Linked DNA regions of Homo sapiens: region 2 is linked to region 1. Evidence: read pairs that join two places in POLR2A ChIA-PET (ENCODE). Cell type or tissue: A673. All regions are shown on one strand. Each heading gives the region's core, and the rest is flanking DNA. Links, peaks and the distances in the headings are about the cores only. Region 1 overlaps WDFY2 (WD repeat and FYVE domain containing 2). Region 2 has its middle 8.9 kb from the start of INTS6-AS1.

Region 1 (8,345 bases), core at 204-8,203:
ATGTTCTCACTCATAGGTGGGAATTGAACAACGAGAACACTTGGACACAGGAAGGGGAACATCACACACCAGGGCTGGGGCCTATTGTGGGGTAGGGGGTGGGGGGAGGGATAGCATTAGGAGATATACCTAATGTTAAATTACGAGTTAACGGGTGCAGCACACCAACATGGCACATGTATACATATGTAACAAACCTGCATGTTGTGCACATATACCCTAAAACTTAAAGTATTTAAAAAAAAAAAAAAAGTCTGACCGCTGAAATGCAGGGAAAGTGTCCTTTCATCCCCCACATAAAGCCCTGGGTTCGCAGTAACAGGACAGGGCCAAATGCACCGCACAGTCCATCTTGCACGTGCTGTTTTCTTCTCTCCCTGCCTCTTCCTCTCTCCTAAGCTCCCAGCACGAGGCACAAACCAACACTGGGAGAAGACAATGCTCATCTAAAAATACCAAGATGAAGTAGCCCATAGTCGGTCTCAAGCAGTTCAGCAACTGGGCTATTTATTTTTATTTTTTATTTTTTGAGACCGAGTCTCACTCTGTTGCCCAGGCTGGAGTGCAATGGCACGACCTTGGCTCACTGCAACCTCCACCTCCCAGGATTAAATGATTGTCCTGCTTCAGCCTCCTGAGTAGCTGGGATTACACGTGCATGCCACCACACTCGGGTAATCTTTGTATTTTTAGTAGAGACGGGATTTCACCATATTGGCTTGGCTGGTCTTGAACCTCTGACCTCAAGCGATCCACCTGCCTTGGCCTCCCAAAGTGCTGAGATTACAGGCGTGAGCCACTGAGCCTGGCCTGAGCTATTTAAAAACAGCATAATTTCATTCTGTGTTGGATACAGCTGATCACATTTCAACAGGTTAAAATTACTTTTAAATATCAGCCCTATTCTGTAGACCTAAAACAAAATTGATTTTTATTTTATTTTACTTTAAGTTCCGGGATACATGTGCAGAACGTGCAGGTTTGTTACATAGGTATAAGTGTGCCATGGTAGTCTGCTGTACCTACTGACCCATCCTCAAGTTCCCTCCCCTAGCCCCAAAATTGCTTCCTTAAGGTTAAAACGGATGTTTGATAAATTGTGGTGTTTATATCAAAGTTCTACTAGGATCAGTGCTGGTTTGCTCCTTGACTGGGCTATAAATGCAAGCAGAGAAGGAACCACATTTTACCATATTTGATATTTGCCCCAAGGTCAAGCACTACATCAGGCCCAAAAGTGGTGCTCATTGTTTGTGAAAGATTAAAAGAATCAATCAAAAATCTCTCCCTATGGCCATGGCCACCCCAACCTACCTGTCCACTGTCAGAAAGTCCTCTGACTGCACCTGGACAGACATCTAGTGCAAAAAGGCAGCAAGGAAGCTAGGTTGATACTGAGAAGTCTATACACTGTGCTGCATAAGATGATGGGAGGGAACTATGAATCCTTAATTGCACAGCTCCAGCCCTTATTTCCTAAAGAAATACTGACGGGCAGGGAATTCCCACGTGCCTCCCATCTCACCCCAACTCTCTCCAAAGGACTAAATTCAGTGCCTGCCTCAGTTACAACCTTAACCAGGACAAGTGCGACCTCAGGGACAGCACTCAGCACAGTAGCCAGTCTGATCAGGCAGAGGGGGACTCACATGTTCAACTAAGCAGGGAATCATATGCTCCCTTTCTGAGATCCCAATTTTTTAGTTTGTATTTGACTTTCTTGTTTTAAACTGTGCTGACACACATAAGCTGGCAGTAGTTTTATCAGACACAGTTGCTAAACTGACTCGTGTGTGTGTGTATACATGCATACACATACATAGTCATGGGCTGCATAACAATGTTTCAGTCAACATTGGACCACATATATAATGGTGGTCCCATAAGGTTTTTTTTTTTTTTTTTTTTTTAAGAGAGAGACATGGTCTTGCTTTGTTGCCCAGGCAGGAAGGCAGTGACACAATCATAGCTCACTGTCACTTTGAACTACTGAACTCAAATAGTGATCTTCCCACCTCAGCATCCCAAGTAGCTAAACTACAGATGCTCACCACCATACCTGGCTAATTTTTTAAAAAATTTTATAGAGACGGAGGTCTCACTGTGTTTCCCAGGCTGGTATGGAACTCCCGGCCTCAAGTGATCCTCCTGCCTTGGCCTCCCAAAGAGCTGGGATTACAGGCATGAGCCACTGAACCTAGTCCCCCTAAGATTCTAATACCATATTTTTACCTTACGCTTTTTATGTTTAGATACACACATACTCACCATTTGTGTTACAGTTGCCTACATTATTCAGTATAGTTACATGATACACAAATTTGTCGCCTAGGAATGACAGGCTATATATATCATACAGCCTAGGGACGTAGTGGGTAGACCATATAGTTTTGTGTGAGTACATTCTATGGCAATCACACAATGACTAAACTGCCTAATGACATATGTCTCAGAATGTATCCCCACTGTTAGGTGACACATGACTGTATCCATGGGGACTGGTTCCAGGATCTCCCCCAGATTTTGTATGCTCAAGTCTCTAATATAAAATGGTACAGTATTTGCATATGACCTACATACATCCTCTCGTAGGCTTTAATCTCTAAATTACTTATAATACCTAACACTATGTAAATGGTATGTAAACAGCTGTTATACTGTATTGTTCAGGAAATAATAAAGGAAAAAAAGTCTATACGCATTCAGTGCAGATACAACCATCCTTCCTCCCCACTTCCCCCAAATACTTTCCATCCAAGTTTTGTTGAATCCATGGATGCAGAACCCACAGATAAGAAGGGCCAACTGGATATGGCAAAGCACCACACCAGGTTCATGCCCCTACCCATCCTAGCCTGCAAAGACATATCCTTTGTGCTATATTCTAGCAATCTTTAGGAGTCTGCTTATAGTGATGCAGATAGTGAACAACAGGTTCTGACAACTTGGATTTTCCAAGACTACTAAACTCTAGAAGTTAGGAATTCTCCCCCACTGCCTCACAAGTGCACTTATATACATTCATTCATTGACTTGTTGATTCATTAATTTACACGACACACATTTATCAAACACCTACTAGGTACTGGTATGTGAAACACACTGGAACCACAAAGAAAAACAAGTGCCACCTCTGTTGTCAGGAAGCTCACAGGGGGAGACAGGTCATAGAACATTACAACAAAGCAAGGTAAGAGCTAAGGTATGGAGATGCCCATGCTGTGATAGGGGCACGTGGGGGCATCTAACTCTGACTACAGAGCCCGGGCTCAGGCAGGGTTAAACAAAGCTTCTCAGAAATAATGGTGTCTGAAATGCAGGGTGAAAAGGCATTTGGCAGAGGAAAGTGGAGAGGGCGTAGGAGCACATTCTGCAGGAGCATTGCCTCTGCCGCCCAGGGAGGCAAGGCGAGCAGGAGTCGTGAGAATCCAGCCTGGACAAAGAACAGGCAGAAGGCCACCGATGCTGAGGATGAGGAGCTGGTCACAAAACCACGCTTGTTCTTGTTTGTTTGGGGGCAGCCTGGAAAAGGCGGGGTTACCCTGAAGTAACCAGTTTGGAGGATGTAGGCAGCAAACCAAGTAAAAAAGGATGAAGGCCTAGAAGAGAGAGGACAGATTTTAGAGCAGTCAGGAAGTAGAAGCATCAGGACTTGGGGGCTGGCTGGATGTAGGGTGTCATATGAATGGTGGTGTCATTCATCAGTAAGTGATTTTTGTGGAAGGCAATGTTGAGTTCATCTTGAACACCCTGAGTGCAGGGAAAATCCAGTTAGGGCTGTTGCAGAGAAAACTGTCTACATGAAGTTCAGGGGTAAGACCTGGGCTGAAAATTAAGATTTGGGAGACATCAGCATATAAGGAGTAGTTACCAGAGAATAAGAAAAGAAGGCCAACAACAAAGACAAACACCAAGAGTTAAGGGGTGGTCAAGAGAAAAACATCTGCAAAGACCTTAGCACAAGCCAGCAGAGAGGCAGAAGAATAATCCTTCTTTACTTTACAGACACAAAATATGTCCTGAATTTTGGTCCAGAAAATAAGGTCATCATAAGCACACCTAAGAGCTGAACTATATTCACAGTGGAAACGTGCCTACAATAAAACACTATCTATATAGGTCATTTTTCTGAGAGAAAAGGGAAGGCTGGGGGTGGCAACAAACAGTATACCACAGGTTGCTAAGCTACTGAATAAAATAAGACGGGGCGTCTACCCATGTTGAAATCAGGCTTTTAAAAATGTGCCCTAGAATGATGCAACCTTCATTAGTTACCATAGCAATGAGCTTCATTTCCCAGGGGACAATTGTTATTTTTGCCACAACTGAAGTAACTTGGGGTAGGGGCTGGGAGAAGTGAAGCCCACTGGGTTTTGAAGGCCCTGAATTTCCAGGGAATACTTTTCTACAGATCACACCCTGCAACAGCAATACAAACAGAAGGAAGGCAGCCCCTAGCGATCTGCAAACTAATAGAAAAACTTTGAGCAACAGGATGTAGTTTTCATAGTCATTTGTTTAAAGAGAAAAAAAAGAAAAAAAAAAGCTTCAAACGCAGAAAATGTTGCAGAGATTCTTAGAAAACATAGCTGATTTTTTAAAAGTTGATTTCTCTATGATTATCAGATTTCTTTAATTACTTGTAATAAAAACAAACTGAGAGGTTCCCAGCAAATGCATTCCAACCACATATAGTAAATAACCTAAACCCAATCTTCTACAATGCACTGTGTATCTTTTGTTTCCAGGGTTTCTCCATGATAGACAGATGCTACTGTGTGGAAACTGCAAGTGAATTGAGGTGGCCAGCGGTTTCAAGACTCAGAGACTCAAGCTGGGTGTTGTCCAGTATTGTCCAGCCTCTGGTCCCCTCTTGCCAAGGAGCTCAGTTCTCACATTAATGACCTTGGTACAACAGACCCAAATAACTTTGCTGAATCATACACCTGGACTTTTTTTTTCCTCACAGCTGTAGCAACTCAGCAATCAGTGGCTAGAGAAGAGGTATGGCTATTTTATATTTCAACACCTTGGGCTTTTAATGGCACTCTTGCTTTCAAAACACTCACCGCCATTCCAGTTATTTGCAGTTATTTGCATCAGCAAGGTGTATTATTTATTCCAGCCATCTCCCCTTGGAGTTTTTATCAGTTGGGTCATTTCTCTTAATCCAAAGGCTGTGAAAGCCTTCACAATTTAGAATTTTTAAAATTACAGTCAAGTGACAACATTTTCAGTGTTTTTAAAATCTATAAAATGAAGTCTCAACATGAGGTTAATTGGACCCATATACCAGGTGAGAATTACAAACAATATACCTGGAAATGGTTGTCTTAAGCAGTCAGTAGTAAGACCCTCGAGAGGGGGAAGGAAAAGATGAGCCACAAGGTCTTAATTCGGAGTAGTTTTCTTACAAATAGCACTATTTTGTGTCTGCAGATAGTGCCCTTGTATTGCAGACTTGGCTTTTGTTTTTTTAGTAATTTAACTCTTACTGACTAATGCTTAAGCACTGCTTCCTGTCCTTGCATAGTTGTGGGTTTTATACTTCCCTGACTCCCTCTGTCTCTCCCCAGAGATACACACATATCCACTTTCCCTATGAAGCCTTGGCAATTCCTCAGGCAAAACTAAGCTCCAGAATCCCACTGTACCTTGCACAGGCCTATGTTAGGACACATCACATTAATCAATGTTAGTTAGCAAGTCCTTCTTCCTATGACACAAGAAATTCCCTGAATAATCAATAATTCCTTATTTGAATAAAGATTCAAACATTTTTGTTTTTTTAGAGTACCTACAATACTTTCATTTTTATCACATACAGTATTTAGCATACAGGAAGTGCTTTTAAAAGGTCATATAAATACAGGGAAAAAAAGAAAAAAGAAAGGGAAATTAAAGAGAAAAACGAATATTGTCCAAGCAGTGGTGAGGAAGAACCCACAAGGAAGTAGCAGGAACAGCAATGCACCAGAAGATCATGGAGGCTGGACAGGGCCCTAGTTATTAGCATCAGCCATGCCATCTGCAACACAGCCAGAGTCCCTCACAGGCAAGAGAAACATGAGTACCACCCTTGAACTGGCAGCCTAAGCAATTCAACAATATGAGAGTGTTCATCAATACCACCCTGTAGGAGAAATCGGGATGATATCATTAGAGGAATAATATAGATTTAAATATTGTTCTTGGCTCTATACACAGTGGGAGGGCATGGTCTGTGTCATCCTACTCACCACCATATTCCTCCAGCCAGTTACAGTGGCAGGCATGTGAAAAATGCTCAGTAGAAACAATGAAACAGTAAATGGAAAGAGCAGTGATTCAGAGGATGCCCCTGGCTGCTACTGTTCTGAATCTGAGATGGATTAACTGTTGTCTTCCAGGATAGTCATCTTAAAAATGCAGCAGATCCTGGGGGAAGGGGAACAAGGAGTGATTGTGTAATGGATACAGAATTTCCGCTTGGGATGATGAAAAAATTCTGGAAATGGACAGTGGTGATGGTTGCACAAGACTGTGACTATACCTAATGACAATGAATTGAACACTTACAAATAGTTAAAATGATACACTTTATGTTATATATATTTTACAATTTAAAAAAAAGGAAAATAGCAGAATGATTCTCTCTCTCCACAACTGTAGTCTTCATAGAGTTGCCAAAGGTGCAGCAATTAAAGACACATGGCCACATGGCTGGGCGCAGTGCCTCACGCCTGTAATCCCAGCACTTTGGGAGGCCAAGGTGAGCGGATCACGAGGTCAAGAGATCGAGACCATCCTGGCCAACATGGTGAAACCCCATCTCTAAAAATACAAAAATTAGCTGGGTATGGTGGTGTGCACTTGTAGTCCCAGCTACTCGGTAGGCTGAGGCAGGAGAATCACTTGAACCTGGGAGGTGGAGGTTGCAGTGAGGTGAGATTGCACCACTGCACTTCAGCCTGGCGACAGAGTGAGACTCCGTCTCAAAAAAAAAAAAAAAAAAAAAAAGACAGATGCCCACAGGCTGGTCACGAAGCAGGTTTATAAAAGTTATTCTGGTTGAGAATGTTATCATTAAAATAAAAACCTCTGGCTGGGCACGGTGGCTCAAGTTTCTAATTACAGCACATTGGGAGGCCACGGTGGATCACTTGAGCTCAAGAGTTCCAGATCAGCTTGGGCAACATGGTGAAATCCCATCTCTACAAAAATACAAAAAAAATAATAAAATTAGCCAGGAGTGGTGGAGCACACCTGTAGTCCCAGCTACTGTGGAGGCTGGGGTGGGAGGATTACTTGAGCCTGGGAGGTGGAGGTTGCAGTGAGCCGAGATTGTGCCACTGCACTCCAGCCTGGGCAACAGAGCAAGACTCTGTCTCAAAAAACAAAATAAAATAAAATAAAAATCTCAAGGGTCAAATAAATCAAATTAGCTACAAGTGAAGAAAGAATATATAAATTGTAAGATAAATGAAAAGCAATCTCTTAATAGAATACGGTATTCACAGAGACAAAGATATGGAAAATGTGAAAGGCTGAACATGAAAAACAAGGTAAAAAAGATTAGAATGAAAAGGTCTAAGATATAGATAACTGGAAAGACTAATAAGAAAATGGGGGAAAGGGTCAATAATTGAGAGATAATATCTCAGACTCTTAGATAAATTTTGAAAAATGCCAATCCTAAAATGAAGACAACTAATGACAAGGAAATTAGCTCAAGATCAGATCAAAATGTATTTCCTTTTCCAGATTAAATAAGATTATTACGATAACTGTAACTCAACTACACTCCCATTTTCCTGATATCCTGGAACATTAGACAAAATATTTTTTTTTTTTTTTTTTTTTTTTTTTTTGAGACGGAGTCTCGCTCTGTCGCCCAGGCTGGAGTGCAGTGGCGGGATCTCGGCTCACTGCAAGCTCCGCCTCCCGGGTTCACGTCATTCTCCTGCCTCAGCCTCCCAAGTAGCTGGGACTACAGGCGCCCGCCACTACGCCCGGCTAATTTTTTGTATTTTTAGTAGAGACGGGGTTTCACCGTTTTAGCCGGGATGGTCTCGATCTCCTGACCTCGTGATCCGCCCGCCTCGGCCTCCCAAAGTGCTGGGATTACAGGCGTGAGCCACCGCGCCCGGCCCGACAAAATATTCTATAGGAATGCATGCAGACCTCTTCAGAGAAAAGAGGAATTCAATCATGCATCATTAGATTATAACCACTTTTCTTTGCTATGCTCTCATAAAAAACATGCCAAACACATTTTTCAATACCACCTCTTATATTTCAGTGGTGACTAGAAATGCTCCATGAACAGGCTGGCTGCGGTGGCTCACGCCTGTAATCCCAGCATT
Region 2 (8,345 bases), core at 237-8,236, 180 kb after region 1:
AGTCAGGTCCCTGGTTCTATACCCTCTTCTCTAATAATTTATAAAGTTCCTCTTTCTTGTCCTTTTCTCTTGGGTAAATGCTCCTCATAGTATTTGGAACTCTTTTTTTTTTTTTTTTTTTTTTTTTTTTTGGCATTTATCAAATCCCACTCCATGTTTTAGTTATTTCAATAGTACAGGCTCAAAAGGGAAACACCTGGACTTTGGTAAACTCTATCAGAAAGATTTTCCTGGTTAAAATGTAGTAACATATACATGCAAGCTTTAAGTGACTGGTTCAGATATCTAATAATTCTCTATGAAGGCTTAAGTAATTTGCAAAGCTATTAAAAATTTCTAGCTGAAACGCTCTTTCTCAAAAACTTTTATAAACTGTTTTCTCATGGAGAATACTGCAAATATAAACTAAACTTTCCAGGTGAACAATCTGGCCATATGTATAAAGAGCTCTAAAAATGCATTAATAAATTCCCATTCTTGACATTTATCCTAAGGAACTGGAGATGCCTTAAGTCATCCCTGACTCCTTTTTCTCAAACCCCACACTAAGCCAATAAAAACCCATTTCTCACCACCTTTACTGTTATCCCCACTGTCTAAAAGCCAACATCATTGCCCACCTGGATTACAGCAATAACCTCCTGACTTTCCCTGTTTCTACCCTCTATAGTTTACTTTCACAGAATAGCCAAAATGGTCAGATAGCCCTCTGTGCAAAACCCTCCAATGCTTTCCTATCTCTGGGCATAGAGGCCAAATTCCACTTAGCATCAGAAGTTCCTCTTGGATTTCTTCACCTCCTACAGCTTTCCTATGAACTCTGCTTCAGCTATTCTGGCCTGCTTGCTGCTGTTCCTTAAATATGCCAGATCCACTCCAAACTCAGGGTCTTTACATGCTTCTCTTTGCCTGGAATGTTTTCCTCCAATATCCATCTGGTTTGCTGCCTCACCACCTTCAGGTATTTGATCAAATGCCATTTTATCATTCTTTCCTGACCATCCTATTTAAAACTATAATCCCAAGGCCCCTACATCATCACTTCTTATTCCCCATCCCTGATTTAGTTTTCTCCAGAGCACTCATCACTATTTGATGTAATTTATAGTTTACATCCTTATTGTCTCTCTTTCCTCCTCCCCATGAGGGCAGGGACTTTGGACTGTTTGTTCACTAATGTATCTCCAACATTCAGAGCAGTAACTAGTGTTCAAAAAATAGTAGTTGAATTATTACAAATATCTATGTATAGGGCTGTTCAATGCAACATTATTTATAAAAGTAAAACATTTAGACATTAACAAAATGTCTTAACAGGAAAATAAATCACAATACATCTATGGGATAAATTATGCATTTATGAAAAAGTCATATTTTTACAAATTATTTAATGATATGAAAAATGCTCACCTTATGTTAAGTGGAAAAACACGAAAAAAAGAATAGATAATAAGACCCCAATTTTATTTAAAACATAAAGGAGGGAATACATACAAAAATGTTATTAGTGGCTATCTCTGGGTAGTGAGATTAGAAGTGATATTTGTTTTTCTCTATTTGTATTTTGCAAATTCTTGACAATAAGCTCTACTTTTAAATTCAAAAGACAGAAAATTGTAAAGCTTTGAGGGAAAAAATGCTTCCTCATTCAGCTTCTTTTTAATCCCCTCTAATCTGAATGAATTTCTCACTCCAATTAGAGATATAATTTGCACATATCTTTTGGCACTGATCATATTCTGCTAGTATTTTGTATCCTTATTTCCTCTATTAGGCCATATACTTTCTGAAGGCAAAAACCATGTCTTAATTAAAATTTTAGAGCCTACAAAACCTGTCTTTACATTCGATAATTAGCTGAAAGAAAATGTTTTAATCGCCAGGAATAATGTATAAATGTGTAGTATTAGTTGCTTAGGGAAGCCATCGAGTTATGTAATTTTCCTAAAATGATCTGATGTCCCTCATGACCATTTTGAAAATACTTAGGTTTAAAGCTATATTGTTAATAGAATGATGACTACAGCATAAGCATTTTTAGGGTTTGCCCCATCTTCCTGTTGCCTTTATTTACATATATTTTATTAGTTGTTGGTATATTATATTAAAACTTTTGATTCTGTAGTAAATTTGGAAATGATAGTAGATTTCAGGACATATTGTTAGTTAGGTTAAGCTGGCATAACAAATAGACCATGGCACAAATGGTTCCAAAACATAATGGCTCAAATACGACAGAAGTTTATTTCTTGCTTTAAGGGTGGATGTTCCTGGTTGGCTGACAGTTTTTCTCCATACATTTAGGGTCCCAGTGCCTTCTAATTTATGGCTCCCCAGGTTATACAGCATTGTTCACTGTATGCTATTTGTATTTACAAATCTCTGCTTCCAGCATGTTAGCTTATAAGCGTAGTGAGGGCATAGAATTGCCAGACTCAGCAAATAAAAACATAGGAAGCCCAGTTAAATTTGGATTTCAGGTTATCAACACATTTAGTGTACATTTTAGTATAAGTATATTCCAAATATCACATGGTATATTCAGTATAAGTATCACATAAACATATTTATACTAAAAATTATGTGTTTTTTATCTGAAATTCCAATTCAATTGAGTCCTGTGTTTTCTCTGGCAACCCTTTGAGGGTAGGGATTACATCTATCTCAGTTACGACTGAATCCCCAGAATCTAAAACAGTACCTGTCTACTATAAGATCAAGAAGTATCTCAATAATATTTAATGAACAACTGATTTTCTGTCAGAACCCTTATTGGCAAAGAATACTGATTAATACTAATTAATACTAATACTGCTATTAGTAAGGATTTGTATTAAGCATTAGTGAGGAATACATATTATTAATACTTGTTATTAATAAGAATACTTATTAAGTATCAGCAAAGAATATTTACCAACAGATAATACTTCAATATCAGCATAGCAAACTGCAAATGTTTACCTAAACTTCACGTCTTAGTCAGTTTGGGCTGCAATTACAGAATACCATAAAACTGGCCAGGCGTGGTGGCTCACGCCAGTAATCCTAGCACTTTGGGAGGCCAAGGCGGGTGGATCACTTGAGGTCAGGAGTTCGAAACCAGCCTCACCAACATGGTGAAACCCCGTCTTTACTAAAAAGACGAGAAAATTAGCTGGGCGTCATGGCAGGCACCTGTAATCCCAGCTACTTGGGAGGCTGAGGCAGGAGAACTGCTTGAACCTGGGAGGTGGAGGTTGCAGTGAGCCGAGATCGCGCCACTGCATTCTGGCCCAGATGACAGAGCGACACTCTGTCAAAAACAAAACAAAACAAAACAAAAAACCATAAACCAGATTGTTTATAAAAAACAGAAATTTCTCATACTTCTGGAGACTAGGAAGTCGAAGATCAAGGTGCCGGCAGATTTGCTGTCTGGTGAGGACCTGGTTTGTAGATGGTGCCTTCTTGCTCTGTCATCACATGATGTGACTGAGCTCCCCCAGGCCTCTTTTATAAAGGCACTAATCTCATTCATGAGGTCTCTGCCTAATCACCTCCCAAAGGTCCTGCCTCTTAATATCATCACCTTGGGGGTCAGGATTTGAACATATGAATTTTGATAGGACACAAACATTCAGACTACAGCACTCCAGTAAAATAAATAGATAAAATTGGGTTTTCCTGAGGTATCTGCACAGCTCTGTCCACTCTCTACTGAAACATCATTGACACCCTCAGTGACGCCTTTCCGTTCTCCATGTCTTAAACTCCAAACCTCCCTCTGCAGCACTTCATTTCCTTTCCCTGCTTTATTCTTCCTCTTTAACACTTAACGTGAATATACCACATATTATACTTGTCTACCTCTCCCACTAGAATGTAAACTTCATAAGGACAGGCATTATTTCCCGTTTTATTCATTCCTACATTCCCAGCTCCTACACACAGTAGACATTCAATAAATATTTGTTAAGCAAATGACTGAATAAACACCATTTGTCCTTTAGAAATGAGTTATACATCTTATTAGAATTTACAATTATCAGTAGCTTGATGATATTCACCTTATATGACACAAGATGGCTTTAATCACACAATATCATGATTCTGCCTGCATCAACTCAGTTCACCAAGTCCTGTCCATTCTATCATCACAATGTCTTTGATAATCCTCTTCTCACCTTCCCTGTTGCCACTTCCACAGTGCTTTTATGTGTTCTGTGGATTAATGCAGAAATTGTCAACTGGGCACTGTGGCTCACGCGGTGGCTCCCAGCACTTTGGGAGGCTGAGGGTGGGTCACTTGAGTCAAGGAGTTTGAGACCAGCCTGGGCAACATGGCAAAACCCTATCTCTACTAAAAACACAAAAATTAGCTGAGTGTGGTGGTGCATGCCTGTAATCCCAGCTACTTGGAAGGCTGAGACACAAGGATTGCTTGAACCTGGGAGGCAGAGGTTGTAGTGACCAGATTGTGCCACTGCACTCCAGCCTAGGCTACAGAATGAGATTCCATCTAAAAAAAAAAAAAAAAAGAAATTGTCTAACTCGTCTCCTTGCCCACTGTCTTCTCATTCTAATCCATTCTCCAAATCACTACTGAATTTATCTTTCTAAAATAAGAATCTGATTATTGGGTGTCTTAGTCTGTTTTGCATTGCTATAAAAGAATACCCAAGGCTGGGTAATTTATAAAGAAAAGAGGTTTAAGCTGGGTGCTGTGGCTCACGCCTGTAATCCCACCACTTTGGAAGGCTGAGGCGGGCAGATCACCTGAGGTAATGAGTTCTAGACCAGCCCGGCCAACATAGTGAAACCCTGTCTGTACTAAAAATACAAAATTAGCTGGGCATGGTGGCGGGTGCCTGTAATCCCAGCTACTTGGGAGGCTGAGGCAGGAGAATCACTTGAACCTGGGAGGTGGAGGTTGCAGTGAGCCAAGATAGCGCCATTGTACTTCAGCCTGGGCAACAGGGAGAGACTCTGTCTCAAAAAAAAAAAAAAAAAAGAAAAAAAAAGAAAAAGAGGTTTACTTGGCGCATGGTTCTGCAGGCTGTACAAGATGCATGCCTGGCATAAGACTCTGATTTTTTTTTCTTTTTTTGCTATTAATCTTGCCACATTATTTTCAATTACGTACAAAGATCTAACATGTCACCCTGGGACCATTTCACCCACTGCTCTGTTTGGCAGTCTTTTGTCTCTCTCTTCAGCAATGGTGAGGCGGATACCCTTTCCTCAGGGAAGAGAAATCCATAGTTTGTTGCCCTTGCCAATAACAAAAATGTTGGAAAGTTGAGTGGCAAAGCTGTTGCCATTGGCATCTTCCATGTGAACAATGTCAAAAGATCCAGGGTGCCTCTCTCTGTTGGTGATCACACCAATTCTTCCCAGGTTAGCACCTCCAGTCACCATACACAGGTGACCAGTGTCGAATTTGATGAAATCAGTAATCTTGCCAGTCTCCAAATCAATCTGAATGGTATCATTCACCTTGATAAGGGGATCAGTGTAGCGGATGGTGCGACCATCATGAGTCACCAGATGAGGGATTCCTTTTGTTCCCAGAAAGATTTTTCTCACTTTGCACAACTTGTACTTGGCCTCCTCAGGTGTAATATGATGTACAGCAAAGAGACTCTTGGTGTCATAGATCAGAGAGAAATTCTCTTCTGTCTTGTCAATGCTGATGGCCTCCATGAATCCAGCAGGGTAGGTTATATCAGTTTAGACCTTGCCATCAATTTTAATAAACCGCTGCATGCAAATCTTCTTTACTTCATCTCCTTCCAGGGCATACTTAAGTCTGTTCCTTAGGAAAATGATGAGGGGAAGACACTCTCAACTTGTGGGGACTGGTGGATGGACAAGGAGCAAACATACTGGTCAATTTATCCAGCATCCAGTGCTTTGGAGCTGCTACTCACTTCAGATGCTTCTTGGGACCACAAGCCATGGCTGCGTTAGGCAAGGAAAGAGCGAGCCTCTGCTTTTGGAAGCTTCCAATGATGGTGGAAGGGGAAAGAGAGTGGTATGTCAGATGACGAGAGAGGAAGCAAGAGGGAAACGGGAGAAAGGTCCCAGGCTCTTTTTAACAACCAGACCTTGCAGAAACAAAGAGTGAGAATTCACTCAATCCTCAGACAATGGCACCAAGCCATTCATGAGGGACTTGTCCCCGTAATCCAATCACCTCCCACCAGACCCCACCATCAATATTGGGGATCAGATTTCAACATGAGATTTGATATAGCCAAATTATATCATCAGGGTCACTCCCTGACCCCAAAACTTTGTCTATCACCCAAATAATAAGATTCAAAAATTTTTTAGTTGAGCACATGAAACTCTTCTTGACATGGCCCAGCATCCGGTCCTACCACTCTCCCACACATGTAGTTGCAGCTCGAAACTGCCCTTTCTTACCCATTCATGCATCCTCATGACTTCTGTCTGCCCAAATATCACTTCCTTTGTGAGAGTTAGGTGCTCTATCCTCAGTGCTCACAGTGCTCTTTGTACATTCTCCTAATAACACATATTTTAATAGCTGCCAGCAATAAATGATATTTTGCCAAATCTAAGATGTACATCTTTCCAATATTTCTAAAACTGGAATGGCATCTTACAATCATGGTGTCTTACAATGCTGTCACCAGAAGGTAGTTGTGATGTAGTTGTCTTAGCCTGAACATGTGCAAACTTCCTGGTTATTCCTGGTGGCATGATTAGACAACTGCAAACCCTTGACATTTCAGTCAACTAATCATTTAAAGAAAGGATTTAAATCCTGGTTGTGATCTGAAAACCCTTCATTGATACCTCTGAGTTGCAATAAGAAAGCACCAGCATTGAAACTCATAGAATGGACCCCAACAGCTTGCAAAAAAAACCCAAAGATAATAGTGGAATATTATTTTAAAAAATGTTGCATCACTAATGCTCTTAGCAGAATTCAATACAATGTGGAAAAATTCTATGTGTCATAGTTTAAGTAGCAGCATTTCCCTCCGGCCCCCTCCATGGTCCAAAAATAATGGTGTTTGTTACAACTCATGGTCTTAAAATTGATAAAATATGGTATGTTACCTCAAATTGTCAAACGAACCCTATAAGTCATCTTATTTTATGCCTGGGGTCTGCTGACATCATAATATTGTATTCTCATTATCTGTTATCTGTCTTGTCTTTCCACTAGATTATAAATTCTCTGAGGACCTAACACAGTGGCTGTCATATATTAGGTGTGGAATTAATATTAGTTGAAAGAATGACTGCAATGTTCATGTTCTTCTGCTGTTCCACTTTGATTCTAATTGTCAATCTGGATGTACCCCTTTTCAGGGCTGATCTTGAATTGTCTGAGACTTCAACTATTACTGTGAAACACCATTCATTGGAAAGATCTAATTTCTTCTTAATAGTCATCTCTACCAGCATTTTCTTTTGAGGGCTGATGTAACATTAGTATGACCAAAATTAAATTTCCTTAGATATGTATTAACTGATTACATTGGCTGGACAGTTTCGCATCTAATTTTTTTATGCTTATAACTTTTATATGTTATTTGATGTTCTCAACCTCTCCATATCGTTGACTAATGTGATCTCAAAGAGAGTAGTATAGCAGAGCGCTGAGGAAATGGTAAGACAGCTAAAAGAAACTTTGTTAGGTTACATATGAGGAACACTAAGTGTATCTGATTATTCTGCTCAGATGGCACATCTAGATATCATAAACCAAGTCATTGGCACATAATTATTTTTAAACTGTGTTACCCTGCTTAATTGGTTTAAAATAATTTAAAAGGGCTCTGGTTGGCTCTTACAAATGAATCTAATTCATCAGTTTTAATTCTGTTAGAATAGCTCCATTTCAACAATTTAGGTTATTATTTAAGCCAGGGTCACCATTCTTTCAAAAGTTTTCATATAATTTATTTATGCCCTTTTAAATTGGAGCAAGAGCATTAAGAAAACATTCCTTTAAAAGCAGCAGCAAAGATGAAGTTTTCTCCAATATACCTATTCTGACCATTGCCCTCCCAGAAAAATCTTCCCTAATTCTTTAGACTGTAACATTACAAGGCTCAGCACAGACTACTCTAACTAGTTTTCTCTCTAGCACTGCAAGAGCTCACTGTTTCTTCAGGTGAGTCTGGTGAAATACTTGTCTTGCATTTGGGGGCCACATTTTAGAAAAATAAGGCTGAATATAACCAGAATCTTTCTAGAATCACAGATAGAAGTTGAGTGAAGAAGAGATTCATGTTTTTCATCTTTTGCTCACTCCAGGGCCTAAGCTCACTAAGGGAAGAGCGGGAATCTCCAGCAGTATTTGGTTTTCTCTTTTTCTTTTTTGC

What was found. Peaks named below come from ENCODE experiments on the same cell type or tissue, not always from the same donor. Only the 100,000 strongest peaks of a DNase experiment are listed, where the experiment ranks them.
Region 2: POLR2A ChIA-PET joins it to region 1 with 19 read pairs; 23 of 35 experiments call an interaction of 5 or more read pairs at or near these places.

The regions. Positions count from the first base shown.
Region 1 is chr13:51,641,331-51,649,675 of GRCh38, reverse strand. The region is part of intron 1 of WDFY2 (WD repeat and FYVE domain containing 2); the gene reads right to left. Among named protein-coding and RNA genes, the nearest start is that of WDFY2, 61 kb to the right of the region's middle. RefSeq lists a silencer at 3,029-3,323 and enhancers at 2,819-3,465, 6,366-6,865. In A673, for the core only: no CTCF peak of the experiment used is centred there; DNase peaks (open chromatin) are centred at 4,245, 5,545 and 6,345; H3K4me3 peaks cover 2,492 bases; H3K27ac peaks cover 5,984 bases.
Region 2 is chr13:51,458,121-51,466,465 of GRCh38, reverse strand. It overlaps the pseudogene RPS4XP16. Among named protein-coding and RNA genes, the nearest start is that of INTS6-AS1, 8.9 kb to the right of the region's middle. In A673, for the core only: no CTCF peak of the experiment used is centred there; no DNase peak of the experiment used is centred there.